Linked DNA regions of Homo sapiens: region 2 is linked to region 1. Evidence: chromatin loops called from intact Hi-C (ENCODE). Cell type or tissue: mesothelial cell of epicardium. All regions are shown on one strand. Each heading gives the region's core, and the rest is flanking DNA. Links, peaks and the distances in the headings are about the cores only.

Region 1 (9,554 bases), core at 629-8,628:
GAACCTGAGACACCGACACAGGGTCACACAGCTGAACCTGGGCTTTGTGGTTCGGTGTTGCCCGGGTCTGCCTTCGTCTCTTTAGCCACTGCTTCTCCGTGTGGCCAGTGCCTTTCTAAGGAACTTCCAGCTCCCAGCAGGGGAAGAACCTGAGCAGCCCAGCTGGGAGATGATCAGGGTGGGGCTGGTAGAGCAAGGTCAGGCCACCCTTGGATGCTTTGGGGAGGTCATCAGAGATCATCATCTGTCTCCCCACAAGGCACGGGTTCCATTGCACAGGGACTGTTTGCTTCTGCATTCTTTTTTTTTTTTTTTTCCTGAGACGGAGCCTTGCTCTGTCACCAGGCTGGAGTGCAGTGGCACGATCTCGGCTCACTGCAACCTCCGCCTCCCAGGTTCAAGTGATTCCCCTGCCTCAGCCTCCCGAGTAGCTGGGACTACAGGCGCACACCACCATGCCTGGCTAATTTTTTGTATTTTAATAGAGACAGGGTTTCATCATGTTAGCCAGGATGGTCTCGATCTCCTGACCTCATGATCCACCAGCCTTGACCTCCCAAAGTGCTGGGATTAGCGGCGTGAGCCACCGCGTCTGGCCGTTTCTGCATTCTTTCCCCAACAACCAGAACAGCACTGGGTGCTCAGTATGCGTTTAGTGGGTGAACGGCTGCTTTGGTGAGCCGCTTGTCTGCAGAGGCCCTGGACTCTGGAGCCCTAGACTAGCAATGAGCCTTGACTCTGGAAAGCTTGGATGGGCCGCCTTCGACTCGCAGATGTATGGGATTGAAAAGTCAATTGTGTGATCTTAAAACACATTTCCCCTGGTGGATGACAGGACTGGTTTCTCAGGTTAGTGTAGCCGGCGATGGAGCTGAACCAGTACAAAGAGTAACACCAGGCCTACCTGGACCTTGGCTCCAGGCACTTTACCCCCTCCTCGAACCCAGATGAGCCTGGCATCAATGGGTCAAGGGGGACTGTACTGGGGTGACTGGTAAGAGCAAAGGTGGCGTTTGGGCTGACAGCGCTAACTTCTGGATCAGGCTGTGGGCACTGCAGCTGCCATGAGTCAGGAGGAGGCTCTGGGAACATGGATTGGACCTGGGGTGCTCCTTCAGACATACCCAGTGTGAGCTAGGGGCTGCCTGCATCCTGGGGGCATTTATCATCACGCGGAGCTAGTTACGTGGCAGGGCACTGGGCAGGTCAGGATTGGGTACTGTGGTGGCAGAGAGCCCCAGGAAGAGGTCGCCTTTGTGTGGGGATGACAGAGGTCCCTGCGGTCTGCAGGGTGAGCTGAGGTCCTAGTCCACCTTCCGTCTTCTTGGCTTCTGGAGCCCATCAGGGGCTGCACCATGAATGCCCAGTGACTCTGGACCTCCCTGGTCAAGGCTGCTGGACAGGCTTCCCCTTCTTACCCTTCTCAGTGGATCCATGATGCCTGCAGTGCTGGGTCCAAAGAAGTCTGAGGCCAACTGTGGGCTCCCTGGGAAGGGGCACTGGACTCCCTGGGAAGGGGCGCTGGGAAGGGGCCCTGGGAAGGGGTGATATCTGACATGGCCACAGGGTACCATGGCTTTGTCAAGTCAGATTGAGTCTAGCCGTCTCATTTCACAAGTGAGGGCATTGAGGTTCAGAGAGGGAAGGAACTTGCCTGAGATCATGTGACTTGCAGAATCGAGGTTTGAAATGGGGTCCCCTGGCCGCTAGTGCCTTTGGTATCATACCTTTCATTAGACGGACTCACCAGGAGCCTCCCATCAAACCAGGGGAGCATGTGCCCTGCTCCCCACCTGACCTAATGCAGTGCCCATTCCAACCCCAGCTGCCAGCCAGCCCCATTCATACTGGGCAGGGCGTGGAAAGAGCTGTAGAAGCAGCCCTGTCCTCTGGGTGTTGTGACTCTGAGAGGCACATGGAGAAGAGACCAGCAGGGGTGTTACAGAAACCATAGCAGGCAGTCAACACACACTCATCAGACCCACACCAAGGTTAGCCGCGTGCTACGTCCCCGTGTCTAGGCTGGGGATGGGGGCAGAGTGGGACAAGCTGATGGTTCTCCTCTGAGCAATCCAAGGAAGCTTCCTGGAGGAAGTAGGGCTCTGGGGAGGAGCGGCCTTAACTGGGGCACAGGGAGAGGCTGGTTTGACGTGTGGGAAGTAGCCTGGTGTGGTGGGGGGTGACGGGAGGGCTTGGACAGCTGGAGTTAGAGTCCCTCTCTCTACTCACTGTGCGGCGTTGGACAAGTTTGTTCATGTATCTGAAGCCTCTGTTTGCTCAGCAATAAAATGGGGACAATGAAAAACCTAATCTCACAGGGTTGGGGAAGAGCAAATAAGATACCACCTGTGAAAGGGCTTCTTAAGTCTGAAGGTGTTTTCAGTACGTACTGTGTGATTTTATTTATATAAAGTTCAAAAACAGGCGAAGTAATCTATGGTAATAGAAGCTGGGATAGCAGTTAGCCTTGGCAGGGGGCCTGAGAAAGGGCCTCTAGAATACTGATAATGCTCTATTTCGTGATCTGAGAGCTAGTTCTGTGGACATTCCTTGAGCTGCACACTTATGTGCACTTCTCTTTCTTTTTTTCCTTTGAGGCAGGTCTCACTCTGTCGCCCAGGCTGGAGTGCGGTGGCATGATCTCCATCTCCCGGGCTCAGGGTGATTCTCCCACCCTGGCACCCGCCCTCTCACCCCAGTAGCTGAGTCTACAGGCATGTACCACCATGCCCCACTAATTTTTTATATTTTTTCTTTCTAGAGACAGTGTTTCTCTATGTTGCCCCGGCTTGAACTTCTGGGCTCAAGCGATCCTCCCACCTCGGCCTCTCAAAGCCCTGGGATTACAGGTGTGAGCCGCTGTGCCCAGCCATGTGCACTTTTCTGTGTAAACAGTATACATCAATTCAAAAAGTTTGTTTTTAGGCCGGGCACAGTGGCTCATGCCTGTAATCCTAGCATTTTGGGAGGATGAGGTTGGTGGATCACTTGAGGTCAGGCGTTCAAGACCGGCCTGACCAACATGGTGAAACCCCATCTCCCCTAAAAATACAAAATTAACCAGGTGTGGTGGCACATGCCTGTAATCCAAGCTATTTGGGAGGCTGAGGCAGGAGAATCACTTGAACCTGGAAGGCGGAGGTTGCAGTGAGCCAGAGGTTGCAGTGAGCCAAGATTGCACCATTGCACTCCAGCCTGTGCAGCAAGAGTGAAACACCATCTCAAAAAAAAGAAAAAAAAAGTTCGTTTTTAAAGTGCTTATCACAGTCAGGTTATAAATGGCTAAAGGGCGGTCACTTGACAGTGTCCAAGAGGAAACCTGGAATGATGTTAATAGAAATAGTGGTTGAACACTTTAGGCAGAAGAAACATTTTCTCATTTAAACCTCAACAACTCACATTTTACAAGTGGGGAAACTCAGTGAGGTTGCAGAAGTTGCCCAAAGTCACACAGCCAGCCCGTGGCAGAGGGTCTGACCAGAGCCAGCACCCAGTCCTGGGGAACCTGGAGGATGCAAAGGCAGGTGGGGTTGCCCTGATCCCGCCTCGGCTTGCCGGGGCTTTGGCTTCTGGAGCTGCGTCATCTTTGTGGCTCTGCCCCTGCTGGGGTCCTGCCAGGCCTCAGCTTTCATGGAATGTGGAGAGCAGCCTCAGCTCCCTGCGGCCCCAGGGTGGAGATGCTTCCAGAGTGGGAGGAAGCAGGGGCGGGAGCTGGACAGCATCTGTCTGCAGGGTCTGCTGGGTGGGGACCCCGGAGCAGATGGTGTTTCACTCAGTTAAAACCCCTCAGGGCAGACCCCTGCCGGTGAGAGAGGGAGCATGGCAATGCTTATCCCAGCAGAGGAGGGGAGCAGGGAGCCGCTGCAAGTTCCCTCCTGCCTTCCTGGAGCCCGTGCTGGGGATTTATCTCCTCCCAGAGGCCTAACTGCGCCCCAGACACTCGCACCTGCATCCTCCAGGGGCGGGCTGGGGGCTGGGAGGAAGACGGGCATTCAGGTGCTTTTGTTACCTTTGTGATGTGGCTGAGCCAGACAGCCTCGCTCACACTAAGCCACCCCTGGCGTGTGGCCTTGTCTGGTGAGAGAGAGGTGGCATTGTGCTTGCATTTATATGCAGCTGGCAGAGCAGATACAGCCTCATTGTTGTCCAAGGTTTCCAATCAGGTGGGGAAAAAGAGGGCCTGGTGGTCCCACTCACGGGTGGAGGAAGAGGCTTCTTTACCAGCGGAACCAGCCTCACCTCCTCTGGGAGGCCTGCTCTGGTTAACCCCTTCAGCTGCTTTATCCTGGCCCTCAGCAGGGACACATGCGTTGTGAATAGAGTGAGCTCATCAACAAACAAGTCCTTTTATTTTATTTTATTTTTTTGAGACAGGGTCTCACTCTATTGCCCAGTGACGGGATTTGGGCTCACTGCAGCCTCGATCTCCCGGGCTCAGCCGGTCCTCCCACCTCAGCCTTTTGAGTAGCTGGGACCACAGGCATGGGCCACAATGCTCAGCTATTTTTTATTTTTTATTTTTGTATTTTTTGTGCAGACGTGGTTTCACCATGTTGCCTAGGCTGTTCTTGAACTGCTGAGCTCAAGCAGTCTGCCTGCCTCAACCTCCCAAAGTGCTGGGACTACAGGTGCCCGCCACCACGCCCGGCTAATTTTTTGTATTCTTAATAGAGATGGGGTTTCACAGTGTTAGCCAGGATGGTCTTGATCTCCTGACCTCATGATCTGCCCGCCTTGGCCTCCCAAAGTGCTGGGATTACAGGCATGAGCCACCAAGCCCGACCCTATAATTTTTTTATATTAAGTCTGTCTGAAATATGTTGGTCCTGTCACCCCTGTTTGACTGGAGGCTGGCTGAGGGCAGGGACTATGGGGGACCCTTCTTTCCTCTGAGCCTGTCTTAGGGAACCCATCTGTATTAGTCTGTTTTCATGCTGCTGATAAAGACATATCAGAGACTGGGTAACTTATACAGGAAAAAGGGGTTAATGAAGTTACAGTTCCACGTGGCTGGGGAGGCCTCACAATCATGGCGGAAGGCAAAGAGGAGCAAGTCACATCTTACATGAATGGCAGCAGGCAAAGAGAGAGCTTGTGCAGGGAAACTGCCCCTCATAAAACCATCAGATCTTGTGAGACCCATGAGATCTCTCATGAGATGCTAGCATGAGAACAACACGGGAAAGACCTGCCTCCATGATTCAATGACCTCCCACCAGTTTCCTCCCACGACACATGGGAACTGTGGGAGTTGCAATTCAAGATGAGATTTGGGTGGGGGCACAGCCAAACCACATCACCATCTATTGAGCATGTGCCCATCTACAGCACTTTAGTTTCCCAGGGTAGCTTTGGCTCCCTGCCTCAGGACCTTTGCACATGCTGTTCACTCTGCCTGCAACTCCTCCTTCCACCTCCTCTCCTTCTCTTGCTTCACTACTCCTTATCCATTCCTCTTCCAGGAAGCCCTTTCCTGACGCCTCCCTGAGCCTGCATAACCCCCCACCCCGACCCTCATGTGCTCTTGCAGCCCCAACCCTCGTTCCCTTTGGAGCACTCCCACCTTGCATTGTAACCTACAACTTACATTGTAGCACTGAGCTGTGGGAGGCCAGGCATCAAGTCACCACATCCACTTCTGTGCCACACTTTAACACAGTGTCTGGCTTACAGGAGGATCTTGCCAAATATTTGTTGAAAGAAGCAAAGCGATCGAGCACCAAAGAGAGGAGCAAGCCCAGCCGCTGTGCCCATCGACATTAGAGGGATTGCCCTTGGCTGTGACCTCCTCCACCTTAGTCTGAGCCCCTAGCAGTTACTACAGGGACGAGCCTAGAGCCCAGCCTGGGCACCAGTGACCACATCTGTTTTGCACAGCGCTGGGTTCCTGACATCTGCACAGAGATGCAGCCTAATAGTGTCTCTTAGATGTCCTTGGATAGTCACACATGTAAGTTCCCTGTCGGGAGTGGTGGGGGAAGTGGGAAAAGTGCTGTCTGTCACTTATCCTTCTGTGAAACAAGGTGGAGATGATTTCAATGTATCCCTTGACTCCTGATAGGGAGTAGCCTCTCTCGCAACCTGCCTTTCCCACCTCAACCACCATCCCCGCTGTGTGCAAGTACACTTGCTTTTAGGTGCTTTCACATCCAGCATCTCATTTAATCTCTCCAACAAAGGTGCTTTCACATCCAGCATCTCATTTAATCTCTCCAGCAACCCTGGGAGGCAGCTGCTGTTGACCTGTTTTATAGATGAGGAGACAGAAGTTCAGAGTGGTTAAACTGGCATGCCCCGAGTCACACAGCTGGTAAGCAGTAGAGCTAGGATCCCGTTCTCCTTTTTCTAGCATTACAGCTCCACTTGCCCTTCCTTCCTGGTGGCTCAGTGGCCTGCTTAGGAGTAAGGGTGCCCCAAGTGTGAGTCCTATGAGGCCCCATGTTCTTGCTTAATGCCTGAGAGTCCCTGACCTTGGAAATGCCTGTGTGCCAACCACAAGGTGCGGGTGTGGAGAAACGTCTGCCTTTGACAAATAGCCCTGTGGTCCCAGGACATGTAGGGCTAATTCAAGTGCAAACAGTGTATTAGTATTTATTACTCATGCTCCACTGCTAATAAAATTTGAGTTTAAAAAATAATGGTGAGCAAATGAATCGGTCGATGGCCTGTGGGGAGAGGCTCCAGGGGAAGGATATTTCATGGAGAAGAGTGACAGGAGCCCAAGCTATTGCAGGCTCTAGAAGATGGGTCCTTGCTGGGGTGTGGGTGGGGGTAGGGGGACTTATCCTGGGGGCAGCTCTGCACTCTGGTCCAGTTTGGTGAGTCGTTAGTCTGCACAGTAAAATTTGTCAGAAAGCACATTTGCCAACAGAGGCAGCTTCTCCAGGCTGAGGAGGTGGCTGTTGGCTGGGTGAATAGCTTTCAAATATCTATTTCAGTCATCTGTGCTTAAAATCCTTAATTTGGGAAGCCATTTCCTGCAAAGTCCCAAACCTGGGTTCCAGACGGAAGCCTCTGTCTTCGACAACCGCGTTACAGGGCGGACTGGGTTCTGCCACGCAGGGCTGAGAATGGGGTTCAGAGGCCTAAGAAGGTTCTAAGTCTCTGAAAAACCAAGGGGCCTGCTACAGGTTCCGTGATGTAGGAAGACAGAGATGGCCCTGGGGTGTGGAGGGGATTCATTCAGAGCTGGATGGCATTTTGGGATGAGGAGAACTCTGATTGTTAGACCCCGCTTCCCTACAGTGGACGGCACCTGTGTCCTACTGATGTCTCTGGAGCATCATCGGCTGGAGAAAATGCCGGTTCACAAAAAGGAGATCTGCTACGGTGTGACTTTGATCAAGTCATTTTACTTCTTTGGACTTAGTTTCCTCTCTGCAGAGTGGGGGTGATGAGTCCTTCCTGGTTCCCATCATAGGCTCAGGAGCGGAAGGATGGAGCTGTCTAAGCAGAAGGGTGTGACAGCCCTTTAGATATTTGGAGACAGCTCTCTTGCTTTCCTTGAGAGAGTGCTTTGCTTAAGACTAGACTTTTGGAGGGCTTAGAAAATGTGGGTGGATTTGCGATTCTTATGTGTAAATGCTACCCTACAACCTCTTTCATAATTCATCCATCAAGGCCAGAAAGATCAAGAGTGAAACTCAGAGCTTGTTGTGCCTGGTTCATGCATGTTTGTTTATGGAAGGAGAAATGACATTTTCCTTCCCCACATCCTCCTTTCATGTCGTCTGCCCCTGCCACAGGCACCTGCTCCATAGCGCTGCCCAAATAATCATTTAGACACCAGGAGTTTCCAATGCTCTGTACATGTGCTCTCCAGTGCTTACACCAGCCTTGGGGTGGGTGCCAGGATCATCCCATATTACTGGATCAGGAAACTGAGACTGGTGCAGTGAGGGGTCTGCCCAAGGTCATGGTTACAGCTGAACTCTGCCTGTTTCTTTTTTCTTTTTCTTTTTTTTTTTGAGACTGAGTCTTGCTCTGTTGCTCAGGCTGGAGTGCAGTGGCGCAGTCTCGGCTCACTGGAACCTCTGCCTCCCAGGTTCAAGCAATTCTCTTGCCTCAGCCTCCCGAGTAGCTGGTACTACAGGTGCATGTCACCATGCCCAGCTAATTTTTGTATTTTTAGTAGAGACGGGTTTTCACCATGTTGGCCAGGCTGGTCTCGGACTCCTGACCTCAGATGATCCACCCGCCTTGGTCTCCTAAGGTGCTGGGATTACAGGTGTGAGCCACCGTGCCCAGCCTGCCTGTTTCTCTTAGCACCTTGCAACCTCATGGTTGTGGCCCAAGGATGTCATACCAGTGACCTTTGGATGTCCCTGTGGAGCAGCAGATGGCAACCCTTCTTCTCCCCTTTACTCCCAAATGGAGACCCTCCCCCTGCTTCCACCTCTGGATGTGGGGCAGGTGGAAGGTCTCCATTCAGGAGCGCACCTGGCAGGTGCACGATTGAACACGGAGCAAGACAGCCACAGCTGGAGCCGGGTACCTGTGGCCACTCAGGCCCTGGGCTGCTGGCACAAGGGTGATTGCATGGTCCCGATTTGACCTCCTGAGTCCTTGGTTGCTCCTCCCTAGCCCCCAAAGTGACCTGGACTCGCTGCTTTGAACATCCATCCCCCAGCTCCATGCTAAGCTCTCTGCAGCCCTGTGGGCCCTACCCCGCCCCCAGCTTCCTTTGATCCGGCTGCCCTTGTGCCCGGGGGTCCGCCCTGGGTGTGGACCCAGGAGTCGGGTGGCCCTGTGGTATTGTCAGGGAATGTCCCAACAGCTTAGAGGCATTGAATCAAAGTCCTCTCAGAGGGGGAGAGGGTATTGTTTAGACGTTTTGTGTAAATTAATAATATTGTAACTGTTAATTGAATGTCCATTGATTGCCTGTCAGAGGTTTGATTTAATCTGTCCTCCTCCCTCTGAGCCGGCTGGCTGCTTAAATAGTTTGCTCGCTTTGCCTTGTTTTTCTTGCTCTAGTGTGGACTCTTTCCCCTACCCCGCAAACCTTGGTTTCATTTCGCTGGCTTCATAATTAGCATCTTCTGCTTTCTGGCACTGGCCTTGGCCTTCTTGCAGTTACTAGTCCCTCCCAAGTGGATTCCTGTGATTCATCCCTCAACCAGAGTTTTCTGAAGTATCTGGAGACTCGGGACAAAGACAGTCGGCCTGTCTTTGTCCCCTTTCTTTTGGGGTTTTAGATGCTTTGGGCTTCTCCTTGGAAGGGAGTGGGAAGGGCAGTGCCTGGAGACTTAGGGGATGAGCCCGGTAGGGCTGCTGGCTTCATTCACTCATTCATCCGTCTATTCACCAGGCCCTGTGTTCAGCACTAAGGGGACACATTCCTGAGTTCAGTACTTAGTGGTGGAGACAGAGAAGTAAACAGATGATGCAATGCGGTGTGATGTGCCAAGGTGGAGGCCAATGTAGGGGGGCGCAGAGACATGGAAGAAAACGGTAAAATCAGATGTGGCAGCATGGAAGGCTTCCTGGAGGAGGAGTAACCTGCACTGCAGTTGGAACTGCATTTCAATAAACAAGGAGGAATTAGTCTGGCA
Region 2 (8,000 bases), core at 1-8,000, 280 kb after region 1:
TTTAGGTGGCTCTCCAGAGAACGTGCCAATGAGTGGCACAGACAGGGGAGCAGGAGGTCAGAACTAGGAGGTAGGCAGAGCAGGCTATGGGGTCAGGTGAGGCCCCTGGCCAGACCTTAGAATGTTGATTGATGAAGAGAGAGAAGAAGGCATCTAGGTAGATGGCATAATAGCATGAGCAAAGGCTTAAGGCAGGAAAAAAAATGGGATACATTGGGATGCAGTGACAGACAGTATGGCTGAAACAGAGTGTACATAGGGGCAGAGGAGAGATCCTGGCTTCAGTGTAGAGCAAGTTCTGGAGTTCAATGCACCAGGATTCTAATCCTGGCTCTACCAGCACCCTGGGCTTCTCTCCTATGTCTCACAGCCCTCCTCTGTAAAATGGGAATAAGAAGAGTTCTCACTTCATGAGGTTGTTGTGAAGATTAAATGAGATGGTGCTTAAATGTTACTTAGTAGTAGTAGAATTCATATAGTGACTCCTCCCTCTCAGGGTTGTTGTAGAGATTCAGGTGGCACATGTGCCTGGCACTTGGAAAGCCCCAGTAAATGGTATTGCTGCTTGCACGGTGGCTTGGGACCAGGTGAAGGCTTTGCGTGATACGCTGTTGGTGAGGAGAGGCGATGGCGGTCTTGAGTTCTTGGACACCAGGGGGCCCGTCATGGGGCGTGGCACTCATGCCCTCACACACTTTCTTCCTTGGCTCAAGAGCCAGCAAGGCCAATCCATTTAGTCCCCTGTCTACTCCCAGAGAGTTCAGAATGGAATGCGTTCCTGACAGCTTTGGCACAAGAGAGGAGATGGTTCTTTGGAAGTGATGAGGCAATTGTTTGCCTTGCCCTAGGATGGCCAGGGCTTCACGTGTACTCTGTGCAGTATAAACAGGCTCAGAGGGAGACTGCACCCTCTGCTCCATTCAGGCTGCAGCATCGGGAAGTGCTTCCGTGTGAAGGACTCTGAGTTCTCCCAGCCCTCCCCAGTGCACATCTCTGTGAGCCCCGTGGGGCCAGGGTTGTTTGCCATCTGGGCCCAGAGAGCACTGAGCAGCTCCTCACTGTCAGGCAGGAGGACCTGGCCCCCTGGGTCCATCCAGGAAGCTGCTCCTTCCTGGAGGGGGGCTACAGTCAGTGGCACTTACCATTAGCTCCTCTAAACCATCTGCGACACAGCCTCACCCTCCCCTCCCTGAACTGCTCTCTGTCCGGAGGAGGGACCCTGTGAAGATGCAGGAAAGGGGAAAGGAGTAAGTTCCACGACGCCCCTCACCCCACCACCCCTGTCCAGCCTGGGCTTCTAAGGGGTCTCCAATCCATTGCCAGTGCTGACATTTTGAGATGAAGAAGTCCCTCCATGGGGCCACTACACCCCATCATGGCCTTTTATTCCAGCAGCTGAGCCTTCCAACTCCTCTGCTGCCTGGGAGGAAGAGGTAAACGCATCTCCCTCCCTTCCTGTGCCTCCTGCAAACTGCTCAGAGGGCCGAGGCCTGCAGAATCAGCATGCAGGGGTTCCAGAGCTGAGACCCTTTATAAATGATTTCCATCTCTACTGAGCAGGGCACCCTTCATAGGGAACGAAAGACCAGTTCCCAGATCCCAGGAAATCCCCAGGCCATAGCCACTGCTAAGACCCTAATTCAGTTCCACTGGACTCATTTGGGATCATTTCAGTTCAGTTGAGCAAACATTTAATGAGCAATTTCTTTTTGCCAGGGCTGAATAGACATGACCCCTGATCTCAAGGCCATTTATGATCCAGTGAGGGAGATGGACACATTGACACACGTGTATGAGAAGCTCAGAATGGCAGGCGCAGGCCCACAAACCCTCGAGGCCTGATGTGTGTAGAATCCAGATTGAGACATTGGGAAGGTTGAGGGGCTGGGCGTGGTGGCTCATGCCTGTAAATCCCATCACTTCGGGAGGCTGAAGTGGGAGGATTGCTTGACGCCAAGAGTTCAAGACCAGCCTGGGCGATGTAGTGGGGCCCCATCTCTACAAAAAATAAAAAATTAGCCAAGAATGGTGGCATGCACCTGTAGTCCCAGCTACTCAGGAGGCTGAGGCAGGAGGATTGCTTGAGCCCAGGGGTTCAAGTCTGCAGTGAGCTATGATTGCTCCACTGCACTCCAGCCTGAGTTACAAAGTGAGACACTGTCTCAAAACAAACAAACAAACAAAAGAACGGTTGTGTGGTGCATGTACCATATGTAAAGTTGAATCTCCAGTAACCCCATACTCAAACAAATGCATGCTTATATTCAAATACTCACACATTGTAAATAGCTTTACATCTGTCTGTTGAGATCAGATTTTGCCAACAACTGAGTTTGATGAAAAACATCAAGTTTCAGAGCCTTTTGGACTTTGGAATTGGGAATAAGGAATTGTGGCCTTCTATAAGAATTTATTTTCAGGAGAAACTTTCCTTTCTTGGGAACCAACATCACCAGGCTGCTTGGGACAGAAGCTGGCCAGGAATTCAGAGAGCAAGGAAGCTGCGCTGTCTCCTAAAGGCGGCTGACTCAGAGCCACAGTGTGCTGTGAATATAGGGAGGGAGAGATGCCTTCTGGCCTAGGAGCAAGATCTGAGCTGGATGCTGAAGTATGAGTGGGAGTTTGCTAGGCAGAAGGGCAAGAGAAGCCTAGACCATGGTAGTCTGGAGATGCTAATGAATCCCTTCTCAGATAAATGTTTTTAAATGAATAAAAACCTTTTTATTAATAAAAAAGGATAGAAAATAAATAACAAAAATCCAATAAAATGGATAGGGTGACTATGGAAACCAGCTATATGGAAATGCAGTTATATTTTAATAGTGGTATACTAATATATATGCTTCTTCATTAATGTATTAAATAGCATCGAGCCTAATTACTACCATAATCTTGAAGTAATAATGAATATAACTGGTATTTGAAGATATCCTTAGCACTGTAGTGTCATATGAAAACTGCGGTGATTTCTGTGGGAAACAAAGTCACAGGTGCTATTAACACACTGTAGTTTGTTGCCTACATTCAAAATGGAAAGAAATGCTACATTTCACTTAGGGGTTAGAGAAAAGAATGATGTAATTCCCCCCACAAGTGTTCACAGACCCCTGACTTCTACCCACAGACCCCAGGCTACAGGTTAAGAACCCCTGATCTAGAGATAGCCATTTGGGAACAGGATCAGGCAGGAAAATATGTACAGAGTATGTTCTAGGTGAGCTGGCATGCAGCGGGAGATGGCACGGTGGGAGAAGGGGCTGCAAAGACAGGACTTAAGGAGACCAGAGTCACTCGAATTTTACTTGCTCATCAGAAGAATGTTTTTATTATAGCATTGTATTCTTTATAATATGTTATAAAAAGGAATACATGCTCATTATAGAAAGTAGTGAAATGAAAAAAGGGAAGACAATAACTCAGTGTTCCAGTGGCCAAGGCAATCTACAAACATCCCAGTTAATTGCCATTTGCTGGGGATGGCTGTGCGGTGCAGTGGTTAAGGGGCCGGTCTTTGGGGAAATGGGTGGAGCTGTTGAATCTTGACTCTGCTCTTTAATTTCTCTCTGTTGATTTTGTATCTGTAAAATGAGAATGACAGTAATAGTACCTATTTCCTCAGTTTGTTTTGGGAATTAAATATGTCAGTTCCCGTAAGAGTGCTTCGAACGGGCCATAGTTAACACTCAGTACATGTAGTCTTTAATAACATCTTCTCATAATCATTCCTCAGTGTATAAGTACTCTCTGTATTTGCTTAGTTGTAGCCTTCATATAGATATACATATAATTTTATATCCTGCTTCTGTCTCTTAGTATTATTAAATAAATATTTTTAATACTATTATAAACTGTTCATAAGTATTTTAAATGCCTAAATAATATTCCATTTGGGCATACAGCCCACATTTTATATACTTATTCCCTTATGATTATACATTTAGTTTATTTCCAGTTTTGCATGGAAGGTGTTGAGTGGGCCTCAGTGTGGTTCAGCAACTGTTTATAGGCCACGTAACTCTGAGTCAGGCCTTGTTCTAAGTATGGAGGACACAGACATAAATAAGACAGGTTCTCTGCCTTGGGGGCACACTCCGATCTACGTTTTAGGACTATAATTTGCCCCACCGTTTAAAGAATGGATTGGAAATGAAGAATCCTGGAGACAGAGAGACTCCCTTAGAAGGGCAGGTTATAAAGAGGGGTTGACCTGGAACCATGGCAGTAGACGTAGGAAGGAAGGGCTGGCAGAGAGTGAGAAGGTCAGATGGTCGGAACCTGGCCCTTGACCTGTAAAGCAGGAGAACAGCTTGAGTGAGGGAAGGCAAGAAAGAGGCCAGGATGACTGTGGCTTTGAGCTTGAGGAGATAAGAGGAGTAAAGTAGAGTGGGTAAGAGCACTGGCTTTGGTGCCATGTCGATCCCCAAGTTCAAGCCCAGTTTGACCTTATATTACCTGTGTGATCTTAAACAAGTTACTTAAACTTTCTAGGCCTCAGCTTCCCCAGCTGTAAAGTGGAGATAAAAATGAATTTTCCTCATAGAAGTGTGGAGATCCAACCAGATTGTGAAAAATATATAACAAATCTGATATGGTGGGGATAATAATAAAAGGGTCATGTAGCATGTCAGGTACCATTCTGAATGTTAAGTATTAATTCACTTTAATTCTCACAGCAACCTTATGAGAGAGGTGTTATTAGTATCTTATAGGTGAGAAAACAGGCCCAGAGGTTTGATAATTTGCTCAAGGTCTCGAAACTAGTAAGTGACAGAGACTCAAACCCAGACAGCCATGCATCAGACTCCAAGCTCTTACAGAACTGAGTGTGAGATGCCAGAGGGAAGGCCCTGTGGCAACGTCCAGCAGGTGGTTGGAACTTGACTTTGTGACCCAGCACATAGGTGAGAGTGCAGGGTCATCTGGGCAGAGACAAGGGTGGAGGCTGTAGGCAATGGTAAAATGGCCCAGGAACAGTGAGTCAGGGGCAAAACCTGAATTTGGTGGGTGGGAGAAGGAAGAGGAGTCAGCAATGAGTGAAAGACTGACCAGAGAACTGGAGGAGAATCCAGATTGCACGGTGTTAGGAAATTCTAAAGAACAATGCAATCAGAACAAGTGCTGCAGAAAGAGAACAGGATGAGAATGGATAACAGGTCATGGTGACCTTGGAGAAAGTGGATTCAGTAGACGAGGTGGGCGGGGGGACCTCCACTGTAAGAGGCTGAGAAGTGCTGGGTGTAGGAGTGGCTGGCTGCAAGGAGCAGTGCAGACAAAGTAAGTGGCTGTGAGAGAGGAACATGAACCCTGGATGCGGGTCAGGAGACTTGAATCCAGATGCCAACTCTGGCCTTGATTAGGTGTGTGACCAGAGCGGAGGCACTTCACGTCTCTGGGGTGCTGTGTCCTTACCAGTAAAATCAGGAGATAAGACCCCACTCCCCCAAGGCAGTTGTAGGGATCTGAGGGGATGATGAACTTCAAGCACCTAGTGGGCTGTAAGAGTTAAGTTGGCTGAGGTCACATGAGATAACCCCCATGGAAGTAGCTTGGAATTTGAAGAGACTCTTCAAAGATGAAGCCTGATCATCACTACTTTGGCCAGACACTTAGTACTGATGAGTCCTCCAGTCAGCTGAGATTTTGGGATGTTGTGGGATGCCTGCCCAAGCCATAGGCTAAGAGAAGACTCCAAGATCTATAGTTCATATGGTAAATTGCAATGCTGGGATTTGAACCCTGGTGTTCTGCCTTGCTGCCTGTACCCCGTTCAGATGATCACCTGGCTGTATTGGACTCTAACCCAGAAGAAAGAGCGTCCATGTGGCAGGTGTGGCTTTACAGCTGGCTCAGTAAGAAACCTTGTACTAGTCCCTTAACCTCAATTGCTAGGCCAGGGAAATTGCTCTGCCTGACTCCTAATACAAGTAGGAAGAAAATACATATGGAGTTAAGCCTTGAGTTTTGCAGACAAGGATGCAGTGGGGAACCTCGATTGCATTTTCTGAGGGACGGCCCCTTGGCTCTGATACCACAGTGTGTGCACGGAGAATTCTTTCCTGTCCTCTCTCACTGTGTTTCCCTCTTTCTCCCATCCTTCCTTTCTCAGTCTCTAGCATTTTAAAATCTTAGATTCTCTCCCCCTCCTCTGATTACACATCCCATTCCTTTAGACATTCACACAGCAAATCTGAGCTGGGCTCCTACTCTCTAGAATGCATTGTGCTGGACACTGAAGAGATGAGAAGTGGGGATTGGGAGATAAATGTGGCTCAGTTCCTGTCTTCAAGAGGTTTGAAATCTAGTGAGAGGAGAGCACTAAACAACAAACCCAAATAGATACAGTGTCTTAGACTAGAGGTATGAACCCCAGGCCTTGGGAGCCCAAGGCAGTGTTAATTCCATCTAAAGGAGCCCAGTGGTGGGGTGCGGTGGCTCATGCCTGTAATCCCAGCACTTCGGGAGGCCAAGGCAGGTGGATCACTTGAGGTCAGGAGTTCAAGACCAGCCTGGCCAACATGGTGAAACCCCGTCGCTACTAAAAATACAAAAATTAGCCAGGCGTGGTGGTGGGTGCCTGTAATCCCAGTTACTCCTGAGGCAGGAGAATTGCTTGAACCTGGGAGGCGGAGGTTGCAGTGAGCCGAGATCGCACCACACCACTGCACTCCAACCTGGGTGACAGGGTGCGACTCCATCTCAATAAATAAATACATAAATAAGCCCAGGAAGGTCTAAGGAGAAGGTGGTGTCAGAACTGATCCCGGACAGGTGAGCGAGTGTTCAGTCCAGGAGGGAAAGGCCAGATGCCAGGCATGCTGGTCGGTCAGGACGGGACCTGCTCTACCTGGGGGAGGGAACATGCCAGGCTTCAGGACGAAGTGAACGACGGGGGCATTGACAGATGAAACTTCTTTCTGCCTCTCGCTTTCTCCCTGCCTCCCATTTTCTTTCCCTTTTTCTTGCCTCCGCTCCTTTTGACTTTAGCCACCCCTGCTCTCTTCCTGTCTGCGTCATCCTCGCCCTCCTTCATACCCCCGCCTGCCTGCCTGCCTTCCTTCTCCCAGACTCTCTTTATATTTGGGGGGACTAATGCAGCAGCTGTGCTGGGGCTCCCCCTACCCCCCTGCAGGCCAGGCCAGGCCGTGGGATGGAATCTGCAGGTTTGTTCCATTAGCCTCTGTCCTTCTGTGACAGTCCAGACAATTTATACACCCTGTTGGCTATGGCCGTATGTTGTCATAACCTGGGTCATTTCCTCATTTAATGCTGCCCATAAACTCCAATAAAACTGTCCTGGAGCCCAGTCGTCCAGGGGAGAAGGAGAGACTCTGGGTTTCGAAGGGTTGGAGCAGGGGCCTGGGCAGCGGGTGTGCAGAAGGTGAGGGGGCAGCGGGTGAAGAGGAGAGGACTGGGCCATGGCGCAAGCCCGACCTGATGAGTGCTTTGCTTCTTTCCCTGTCCCTGCCGCTGGCTGCAGTGTGTCAGATCCTCCCCAAGGGGGTGGTCGCTGTCCTCGGACCATCGTCCAGCCCAGCCTCCAGCTCCATCATCAGCAACATCTGTGGAGAGAAGGAGGTGAGTGTGAGGCAGGGCTGGGGAATATCTGTGTGCTGGAGCCTGTGCCCAGGGTCCAAAGATAGGGTTGATTCTCAAGGGCTGGAAGAGCCTGTCAAGGCTGGGTTGGTATCATTAATAACAACAACATAAATACAAATACAGAAGCAGTGGGCTTGCCCTGCTCCAGGATGTTTGCATGGAGGGGTCTCGGAGGAGGTGTTTGACAGCAGGAATCTGAAGCGGAGCTCCTCCCTGTCTTAGGGTCCCATGGCGGTGCCCCCAGCGGCCTCTTGGTGGTGGTGGGTAGAGGGAGAGGCTGGAGAGGCTGATGGGCATGGCAGGCCAAGCGGGCAGACGTCTGAGCGTCCACTCTCGTGTCCACGTGAGCAGCTCCCTGGTTATCTGTTTACATATCGGGATTCTGGGGAAGAATGCCTTCGGGG

Evidence for each region. A loop is a pair of places that touch in the nucleus more often than their neighbours do. Peaks named below come from ENCODE experiments on the same cell type or tissue, not always from the same donor. Only the 100,000 strongest peaks of a DNase experiment are listed, where the experiment ranks them.
Region 2: it touches region 1 in a loop (16-fold over the local background); 70 of 110 quality-filtered maps call a loop at or near these places.

Annotation. Positions count from the first base shown.
Region 1 is chr11:120,523,627-120,533,180 of GRCh38, forward strand. The region is part of intron 1 of GRIK4 (glutamate ionotropic receptor kainate type subunit 4); the gene reads left to right. Among named protein-coding and RNA genes, the nearest start is that of GRIK4, 17 kb to the left of the region's middle. RefSeq lists an enhancer at 8,086-8,622. In mesothelial cell of epicardium, for the core only: no CTCF peak of the experiment used is centred there; a DNase peak (open chromatin) is centred at 3,675.
Region 2 is chr11:120,807,901-120,815,900 of GRCh38, forward strand. GRIK4 (glutamate ionotropic receptor kainate type subunit 4) reads left to right here. Exons shown (of 21, transcript NM_014619.5): 5 at 7,478-7,575. It overlaps LOC105369532 (a long non-coding RNA gene), which reads right to left. Exons shown (of 3, transcript NR_133008.1): 2 at 7,432-7,559; 3 at 3,445-3,578. Among named protein-coding and RNA genes, the nearest start is that of TBCEL, 210 kb to the right of the region's middle. In mesothelial cell of epicardium, for the core only: no CTCF peak of the experiment used is centred there; no DNase peak of the experiment used is centred there.